2 separate regions of the Homo sapiens genome follow, and region 2 is linked to region 1. The links are chromatin loops, found by intact Hi-C in ENCODE. Cell type or tissue: Caco-2. All regions are shown on one strand. Links, peaks and the distances in the headings refer to the core of each region. The heading gives the core; the rest is flanking DNA.

Region 1 (5,395 bases), core at 246-5,245:
AACTCTGCCTCTGTAGCTGACAATGTAGACAAAATATAAATGTATGAGTTTGTCTGTGTTCTAATAAAACTTTCTTATGAAATGTAAACTTAGAATTTCATCTGTCACACAATATTATTTTCATTAGTCACATAATTATTATTCTTTTCATTCATTCCAAGCATTAAAAATATAGAAACCATTCTTATTTGTTGGCTGCACAGAAACAGTCAGCGTGCTAGATTTGGCCTATGTATTATAATTTACTGACACCTGGCATCTACTATTTATTTGTTTGCAGAAGAGAAGAAGGATTTTTATAAAGTGCTGATAGGTACTAGGCTTTGATTTACCAGTAATTCATGAGTTCCTAGAATAGTATGCATCAAATAGTAAATATCCAAATATGTGTTGAATGAAGATAAATATATCAAAACTTGGTGACATCAGATTCTGGCCAGGAAGAAAACAAGAATAAATGTCATATTTTAAGTTGGTTGGTTCTTCTGCTCAGGACAAAACATTAGCTGACTTTAAATTGATTAGGATCATCCACTAAACCTCCATGGTATCCAGAGTTTTTGTATCAATACTTCTAGAACTATTGCTGACTGAAAAGTTATCTTACTAATATGTTTTCTGAAGAATATTTACCCTTTCACTGGAGATTACTATGAGCTTCCCTTAGTTGAGACATTTGGTTTAATTTATTTTCACTGCACTGGAGAAAGAAAGACATATTTCTCAAAGATTTTCATTTGGTATTATTATTATTATTATTAGTTTGAAATATAGACAATAGCAGTCAGGGCCACAACATGGAAAATAAGGTGGAAAAATTATGTCACTTATATTACTATTTTTATTCTCTAATTTAACTTTGTCTTAGGTTTCCCAAGGCCAAAATGAAGAAAACCGTTGAAGTACCCTTTATATTACTTTCCCTTTTCTCCCATTTCTTTCCTTCCTTCCATTTTGTTTCCCACATATTCCAATGACATCTCCAGGCTTACAGAAAATTCTCCCTCTCTCTCTCCTTTCCCTCCCTCCTTTCCTCTTTCTCCTTCTCTTTATTCAGACATTTATGTCCTTGAGACTTCTGGTTTCCAATAAAGTAACATGACTAATATTTAAAGTGTAATTTATTCTGTTTCTTGGTAGATATATACTAATATTTTCAGAATATAATCATATACCCTGAATCCAAAAAATAACAGTCAAAAAGAAAACAAACATATAAATGTGGCATTGTAAAAATTTGTCTGCCAAGAGTCATCCATGAAAATCATCTGGGGCAAAATGTGATGCCATTTTGGTTCAATCAAATAATCTAGTTTAAGCAGTAGAGCTGCATTTTCAGAGTTGTCACATGATGTGGGGCTCACAGAATTTTAGTTTTGTAAGATAACCAGACTTTTTAAATCTAAGAGATCTTTGAAATTCAGAACTAGAAAAAAAATGTTACAAACTTCTAATTAAAAAATGGCATTGGGGAATGCAACAGTCTGATTGGGTCAATTGCTTCCTGCCCTAGTTTTATGAATTGAAATTACTTCTGCTTACTAATGGCATTTGAAAAAACATTAAACTGTTTCTACATATCAAGGTTAGACAGGTTAATGAAGAACAGGGTCCTCAGGCATCATTGTTTATAAAATTTGAGCAACCATGTATGAGTAAAAGTAGGATATTACGACATTACCATCGCATGAAGTGTTTTGAACATAATTCTATTGAATTAATCGCTAGCATTCTTTTTCTGGTGATTAATTCTCTTTTTTCTTTAACGTTCCCAATTTCTTAGAATTCTTATCCCAATTCTGACCTATTTTCTGTTTTTTTCTCTTTACTTTTATTTTTAAACTCTTTATCTCTTTACTTTTCTATATATGTAGAAAAATGTTTTCTAAGTATTTGTGTTAATTGATTAAACTATTTTCTGTTCAATAACTAAAGTCATAAACAAAATTATATAATCCCGAATACTATCTTTTGCATCTCTCTAACACTTAAAACAAGGGAGAAAAATTTTTAAAGCAGGTTTGGAAGACATAGAGATCTCATTTGGATCCTGGATTCCTTAATTCTACTTTTCTAAAAACTAAGAAACAAAACAAAAAAAACCCTTAATTCAAACTGGTTTAAAAACTTGTAATGTGTATTCATTTTTGTTAGAATTGAGTGCTTAATCCTCTCATTAATTAACACCTTTTTTTTCAATATGTTTATTAAACCTGTGTTATAAAGAAGGTACTTCGTTTGGTATATTTCATGATAAAAAAAAAGATCTTAAGGCATAATAACCACCTTAAGAAACTAAGAAGAGTTGAATGATAGATGTACGTTTATATCTTCATATTAGTATATGATGCCAGGCAATACAAATTGGAAATATAAAATCCTTAAAAACACAAAACTAAATATTGATCATAAATCATGGAAATATTTGAGTGGTAGATACAAATTTGGTTATTCTAGAATTTCAGGCAACGAAAGTTTATGTAATTGATTAAAGTTTGAGAAAATAGAGCCAATAAGGCACAATGAATTTATTTTGTAGGGGTATGGTTTATGGACGTTAATCTTGAGCTATGATATGGTGAGTAAAAACAGATAGCAATGGAAACATTAGAATGATAAGTTATGTCATTTCTATTTTTCCTTAGGAGTATTTATGGACCTTAAGCCAGGAGCTTAAGGGTAATTTGGACCATACTAGCCACATAGGTCATGACAAATAATCACATTTGTAGTAATTTTGGTGCCTTAACGTAAGCAAGTGTTGTACAGTGAGTTTTGGCATGGCATTCCAGAGATGTATAGAAATTCTAGTTACTTATACATTTTAAGTTTAAAAGAGGTCTGGAAGCAGATACTGACTTTAAATACTAGCGAAGTTTAATTACTTCTACATTCCCCAGTTTTGCGTGTTTGAGGGTCACCAGGTGGTCTTTGCTCCCTTCTAAATTCCTCAGATAAGGAGTTTTCGTCTCTGAGGCCTGTTCAGTGGTCACTGGGTGATTTATGCTCTTCTCAGTAACCACTGTTTACCTCACTACTGTAGATTTTCTCTGCAGTCAGAAATCTCCCCCACAAGAGAACAATTTTTCAGAGCTATTTCTGTGGATTGTAGCCCCTCTAAATAGTCATAGCAAAATATGTCAAACACGTGTGAACTCAAAAGTATCTGAGACAGGTCTCGATTAATTTAGAAAGTTTATTTTCCCAAGGTTAAGGACGTGCCTGTGACACAGCCTCAGGAGGCCCTGAAGACATGTGTCCAAGGTAGTCGGATCACAGCTTGCTGTCACACATTTTAGGGAGACGTGAGACATCAGTCAATATGTATAAGATGTACTTTGGTTTATTCCAGCAAAGTGGGACAACTCAAAGTAAGTCTTCCAGGTTATAGGTAGATAAGAGACAAAAGGTTGCATTCTTTTGGGACTTTGATCATTCTTTCACTGAATACACAACTTACATGAGAGAGGAGGGTAGAGGGATAGTCACGTATGCCTTTAGTCTGACTCACTGAATATGCATTTTTACGTAAATGATAGGACAGAGGTAGTAATCAGATATGCATTTGTCTCAGGTGAGCAGAGGAATGACTGAATTCTGACTGTCCTTTGTCTGGCACCTGTGAAATAAGCTAGTAATTTACATGGCTTGGGTAAAATTCAACAGAAGTGTTTGAGGGTAAAGATCTTGAGGCCCACAAGGAAATTCCTGTGGACAAATCGTGAGGGAGATGTGTAGTTGTTTTTAATTTGTAGCTAACTTATATAAGAATAAAATAGGAGGCAGGTTTGCCTGATGCAGTGCCCAGCTTGACTTTCCCTTCTGGTTTAGGAAAGGAAATAGGAAAATAAATCTTTGGATTTATACAGAAATATATACAGAAGTATATTTTCAAGTAAAATGTGCTGGTTTCCTTCGGTTCCCCATTTGAAATTTAATTTTCAGAAAGTTTCACGTAATAGAGAAGAATTGGTAGCTATGTAGAGATTTGGGTTAAAAGTTTTGAGACAAGAGAGGAGAAAGCATATATAGGAAAAAGCAGGGAAACAACATCTCAAATTTGAATACATTACCACATACCTTTTTCAATCAGTCTATTCGTCCTCCAAATAGGTCAGTTCAGTTAAACAGCTCTGTCTCTTTTCAGGAGGAGCATTGCAGATGGGACCCATCAAGGTTAGGTCTCTTTGCAGTGTAAGAATAAGGAAATTTAAAAGAGACTTTTCTATGTAAACAAACAAAAACTCGCAAAGCCTAACGTCTGGAGTATTCTCCAAGCTACTTTCTGAGTCTGAATAGCAGCTCACTGAGAAGATTTCTGAACCTGAGCTAAAGTATTTTCAGCTGGAGCAGAGCAGGCAGTGGCAAACTGACAGAATTTCCTGGTTTGCAGTTTCAATGTTATAAAGCTTGTCCATCTGCAAGCCATCAGGGTAATTTCTCTGAATTATATTTATCAAGTTGACTAGCTTCAGCATTCAAAGCCTCAGGAAAAGCAGTTTCAATTTTAGTGAAAATTGAAAAAAATCAGAAGGATGGGAGGAAATTTGAAAAATATTAGTTTGGAGATTCAAAGCTTAATATTGAAAAAAAAACTAAAAGAATTCAGTATCTAGTCCAGACTGTAGATAAAGAATAAAATCCTCAAAATAATGAGCTAGAATCTAATAACAGATGTACTATACTTGCCTTTTTTAAACACAATTTTTCTCTCAACATTCACTCCCATTTCTACCAAAGATATTTAGTCAGACTAATTCGTTTGAAACATAAGTTTAGTCTCATTCACTTGACAAGATTATTTGCATAAAGTGTAACAAGAACAGTGATTGATAATATAGGCTTTTAAAAAGCTGGCTTTGCTGGAATTTTTTGTAAGTGACTTCAGGTTAGATTTTTAAAAGGCCTGTGAAGGCTAGGAGCCAAGAGAAAGCCTTACCATCTGACTGCATCTGTAATACTTCTACAAATTGGTAAATTTCTCTTTTCTCAAAGTTCTCAAAATATTTTGAAATTCCTGGGCCTGTCAGAAAGTTACATTCTTTACTTATCATAAAGCCAGTAAACCTACAAGGGAAGGGTGTAGACAAGGTATATGAGGCCAGTTTTTCTGAGGGACTTTTACTGGCTTTATGATTCACTTCGGTTCCTGAAAGCTATCTGGTCAGATCAGAAAATATGACATTATTTTCAAAACCTTGGTGAAAGAACCAGATTTCCAATTGTGTGCTGTTAACAAAGACATTCTTATTGAAATTTTGCAAATAATTATATTGCCGTAAAATAAGAATACTCACGAATAAATTCTAAATTCTAGAGAGATTAGGTAGACAGGAAGGTAAATATTTCAATTCTGTTTACAATAGTATGCATTACCAAATTGCTGCAAATTATA
Region 2 (5,395 bases), core at 168-5,167, 79 kb after region 1:
AAAACATTATCTCATGGTACATGTGTTTCCTCTCCTCCTACAACTTTGGCCAAATAGAATCTATTCTTCCTTCCCTTGCCATCAGAAACTTGATGTTTGCGGGGAGCATGGAGGGATAATCTCACTCAAACTTTAATTTGTATGTTGGTATTCTCTCATTTCTTCCCTGTCTACAAGTATGGATATGTGATTGGATATAACCCAAGAAATAACCTATCCCATAAGTATTGTGAAGGTGCAGAGAGATGCATATAACCCAGTGTGGGGAAACGAGAGTCTATTCCAGGAGTTTTGTTCAAACTTGAAGGACAAAGAACTTCCTTCATGCTGGGCTTGACACTGCAAAATGTAAGGCTACACTACTTGAGTCATCTTATCACCAAGTAGCTTCTAGTTACATAAAGGAAAGCAGAACTGAGAGCAGTAGAGAGATCCGATCCTGGTACACTTGGGAGGACATCTGGATGACATGGTAACTTAAGCTAAATAAACTCTTAGGCTCTCAACATTTTTTGTTAGTTTTGTTGGCTGTTTTGCTTAAGCCAGTCTACAGTCTAGATTGCATTTGCTTACACTTTCAACCAAAAATTACCAAATGTACATACATCTTTCTAAAATATTATTTCATTATTTTTGTTACCATTCTATGTGTAAAATCTATGACGTACAGATTACTATGTATAGTTTGACAAGAATCACTTATTTACTTTTGCTATTCTTTTCTTTTATGTGCTTTATTTCTGTAACAAATGGTCCCTTAGTCTGCCAGAATTCAGATCAGATGTTAAATCTTTATTTTTGCTTCAGTTACCAGTAAGGATCACTCCTCTCCACTTCCCTATTACCTTTTATTTATATTAATTAATTAATTATATTGTATACACCTGATAGTAAGATTAATGTATTCATCTTTTAACTTTCACAATTAGTATAGTGGCTAGTATACAGTAGAAACTTTATTAATATTATTGAATTAACTGAATTGAATTTTTCCCCAAGTTAATAAAACTTCAGGCTGGCTACTTAAACATAATTATAATTTTTACAACAAGGGCAGCAATGTCTCAAATGTTTAACCATGCCTGAAACTTTGTGTTCAGTTCTGGTACAGTCCTTTTGAAGGAACAGAATGGATAATAACAAATTTAAATATTTCTATAAGAAAGTATCAGGCTGAATTATTCAAATTCGTGTATTTAAAGCAATTGAAGAAGCTTGTGATGTCTATTCTGATGTTTGTTTTTAATATTTGAAGAATTGTGCATCCAACTAGAAACAACACTAAAGCCTGTGGTAGAAATTATAGGGGATTAGGAGTATATGCAAGGTACATTGGGCAAATAGAAATATACACTCGGCATCTTCACATACTGTAAAAGTATCATGTTCTTTTAAAAGCTACCAAAGACAGAAGAGAAGGTTAAAGTAGAGGACTTCTAAAGTCTGTCAAATATTCTAGAATATTTAATTTAATAATAGGTGGCAAATACAATTGACCTATAAACAGGAGACAAAGATAATGTTAAAATCATAACCATCACATAGATCTGAACCCATTTAAAAATTTTTTTCAAACATTGTTGTTTCATTGACTAATTAGTGAATGACATCTGAATGATCACAAATATTTTCCAGCTTAAGATTTATATCTCTTCTCAAATTTCCCTTAATCTTAATTAATATTCTACATAGATGAACAGTCTAAAATCAAATTAGGGAAATAAATGTAAACCTGAAAATGTTTATATATATATAGATAAATGAAAGCAAAATACTAGCATGTAAATTAAAAGGTTAAATTTCTGGGATAAAAATAAAACCTTTTTCATTTTAATGTATTAAAAATAATTCCATAATTAGTAATTGAAGGAACATTTTTCTATTATCTCTTTAATTTATTTTTGTCTCCAATTGGAGGTATATCCTTTGAAAATTGTTTCCTTTATATTTTAATAAGAGCAATGCAAATGTCGTTAACACTGACTGTGGTGTTTTAAAACAATGGAAAATTTTGCATTAATTTTATGAGGGAAGATAATAAGAGGCTATAATAAATCATATATAAATCATATAAGATTTTAACCAAAGAAACTGAGAAACATACATTTTAGGAAGATTAAAATGATACATATTGTTTCAAGTAATTATTATGAAGTTTTAAATAAACATTGTAGAACAAGATTGGGTACGTTGATTTAGATTAGAAAGTTACATAATTCTTAGCTTCATTGGAAAAGAGTCTCCTAATAGAGATACCTTGCAAGCAAAATGTTCATTTTAAAAGTTGATACTTAACAGTAGTTCTTTGAGGGGTTTATATACAAATGTGGTCAGAAGGAACCAACTACTACTTTTAGCAATTTTGTACAAGTTTCTGCACCATAAATAGTTTAAGAACGAAGTTAAAATTAGAACTTGGATGGATTTTTTGCCTTATTCAACATTTGATCTAGAAGAGGGAATACAGCTTGCCAATAATTCTAATCTCTCCCACATGTTGAAATATCAAGTCAACCGTGACCCATTTAAAAATCAACTTTAAAATCTCACTATTAGTGTGAATGGGTAGACATGTGTCAAATAATAGACAGACACATAAAGTTATAATTTGAGGCTAATAATTCAAATCATCCTTGTACAAGAATAAAATCTGAGGGAACCAATTTGACACTTTCTATCCCCTCCACTCCTTGCTGACAACAATAATGAATTTTAAAATCTTTAAAAATAATTCACTTGCATTATTGGGCCAATATGGTGATTTGGTCTAAAAGGACAATATGTTATCATACCTCACTAGGAAAGATATAGGAAACAAACAGATCTATAATAATTATAAGAATAAGCAGTATCTTCTTTATGCCAGACTAGTAAACATTCCACATACATTAAATCCCCTAGAAAATTCATGGAGTTGTTTTATTTTTTATTCTTTAACGTATCTGGGGAAATGGGACTCTGTTAGTTAAAAGCAGTGATTCTCAGTCAAGGTTGATTTTGCTCCTCGGGGAACCTTTGGCAAATAAGTCTGGAGACAGTTTTGGCTGTCAAGAGTGCTGGTGGTGGGGGATGGCTGCTACTGGCATCTAGTGGGCAGAAGCAAGGGATGCTGCTGAACATCCTACAAAGCCTTAAGACAGTCCCTATCTCAACAAAATATGATCCAGCCCAGAGTGACATCAATAGTGCTGATTTCTAAAAACTCTGGCTAATAAATGTGTCCCTAAAACTTGTCCGGCAACCCTTAAGCTTTGCATTGAGAGTTGTTCCACTTCGTACTTCATTCCTGTCCATACAGAGAAAAGTTTTAGAGATCAGTAAAGGGTTGAAGAGACTTCAACATAAAGCAGGCCAATATAGGAAGAAAGTATTAGTAAAGGAAGAAAGTGAAAGAGACATTCTTTCATTTTATTTTATCTCATGAATTAAACATATAAAATATAAAAATATAAACATATAAATATAAACATATAAAATATAAAAATATTGAATTAAATAACAATACCTGGAACCTATTTTTGAAATCATTTAGTTAGGTAGATGCAAAAAAAAAAAAAAAAGACATAAAGCAGAACAGAGCAAAGTATAATCAAATTGTAATAAGTATAAGCAAAGTGTAATAAGTGTAAATACTTGAAGTTTTAAGTAGAAAGAACACATATTTGTCTGGCAAAAATCAAAGCGACCTTGTAAAGAAACTTATATTTTTTTTTGACCATTTTATTTTATTTTTTAATAGAGACAGGGTCTCACTGTGTTGCCCAGGATAGTCTCAAGCTCTTGCCCTCAAGCCATCTACCCTCCTTGGCCTCCCAAAGTGTTGGTATTACAGGCATGAGCCACTGTGCCCAGCTGAAATTTTTCCTTGATCTTACTGAATAGGTGAATTTGTAGTAGAAAATGAAAGTGTCTATTTGGACACTTTACTTGCTCTGTATTTTCTTTCTTTATCTCTTCCCTCTTCAGGTCTCTCTTCCTTCCCTCTCCTCCTTTCCCATCTCCTTCTTTGCCCATCTCTCCTGCTGTCTCTTTCCATTTCCATTTATTTGCTTTCCTTTCCTTCTTTGCTTTCTTCAACAAGCATATATTGAATTCTTGACATTTCCTACTCCAGATAAAAATTGAAGGACATGGCCCTAAAAAACTTTCACTCAACTGGAGCATCATAATTATTAAAAAGTAATTAGAAAATAATGTTGAAAGTATCATAAAAGAGAAATAATACAATGCAAATAATGTGCCATTTGGGGGGTAACAGAAAGAGGGGTTAACTAGTCTGAGAAGAAAAGAGTGAGGAATGTTTTCTGGGAGACGTAAATTTTGAATCATGTGAAAAGGGAGAAGTGGATGAGGAAGAAAGGTAAATCAATGAAAGCCTGGAAGGAAGTAGGTAAGGTTCTGTTTTAATGGCCTTCCATTCTCTTATTGCAAAGATAGCATCTATATCCTTTAGATCTTTGCTCTAAAATTCTATCTCAAGAAAGTTTTCCTGATTTCTCTGACTTAATCTCACTCTTTTGTAATTGGCCTATAGAAATACCACTATGTTCCGCCAGGTGCAGTGGCTCACGACTGTAATCCCAGCACTTTGGGAGGCCGAGGCGGGTGGATCACGAGGTCAGGAGTTCAAGACCAGCCTGGCCAAGATGGTGAAACCTGGTATCTACTAAATATACAAAATATTAGCAGGGCGAGGTGGCAGGCACCTGTAATCCCAGCTACTCAAGAGGCTGAGGCAGGAGAATCGCTGGAACTCAGAGGGCAGAGGTTGCAGTGAGCTGAGATCACGCCACTATACTCCAGCCTGGATGACAGAGTGACGCTCCGTCTCAGGAAAAAAAAAAAAAAAAAGAAATAGCACTGTGTTCCCTTCTTTTATGCCTGTTGTCACAGTTGTGATTTTATTTGTATTTATATGATTATTCAATTAATATCTGTCTCCCCATCAGACTGTAAGAATCACAGTATCAGAGACTAGGTCCAATTTTTCTTACCCAATATAGACCACAGCAATTTCAGCAGAGTAGCTGAACAATAAATATTCATAGGAAAAAAGAGATACATAAAATAATGAGGTAAGACACAGAAGAATATTACTGGAGTAATAAGTACTTTCTACAGCATGGCAAATTTTGATTTGCAGGAGAATAATAATACCAATTAGGAAAGGTTCTTTTTTGTCTTGCTAAAGTGCTTGAAGCCTTATTCTATAAGGAATGGGAAAACACGGAAATACTTCAACCAGCACTGGGAATTTGCAATCATATTTCCCCTTAAATAACTTACTTAAACAACAATGTAAAGGATGTAGTCAGGATGTAGGTAAAAATGGGGGATAGTTATGAAAATATTGTAGTCTAGGGCTGAAACAGTAAGTTTCTTAGTAGAACTGTGG

The links. Peaks named below come from ENCODE experiments on the same cell type or tissue, not always from the same donor. Only the 100,000 strongest peaks of a DNase experiment are listed, where the experiment ranks them.
Region 2: it touches region 1 in a loop (5-fold over the local background); 1 of 110 quality-filtered maps calls a loop at or near these places.

What each region holds. Positions count from the first base shown.
Region 1 is chr4:28,434,476-28,439,870 of GRCh38, reverse strand. All of the region lies in intron 2 of LOC105374557 (a long non-coding RNA gene), which reads right to left. Among named protein-coding and RNA genes, the nearest start is that of MIR4275, 380 kb to the left of the region's middle. In Caco-2, for the core only: no CTCF peak of the experiment used is centred there; DNase peaks (open chromatin) are centred at 2,970, 3,270 and 3,590.
Region 2 is chr4:28,355,883-28,361,277 of GRCh38, reverse strand. All of the region lies in intron 2 of LOC105374557 (a long non-coding RNA gene), which reads right to left. Among named protein-coding and RNA genes, the nearest start is that of MIR4275, 460 kb to the left of the region's middle. In Caco-2, for the core only: no CTCF peak of the experiment used is centred there; a DNase peak (open chromatin) is centred at 3,067.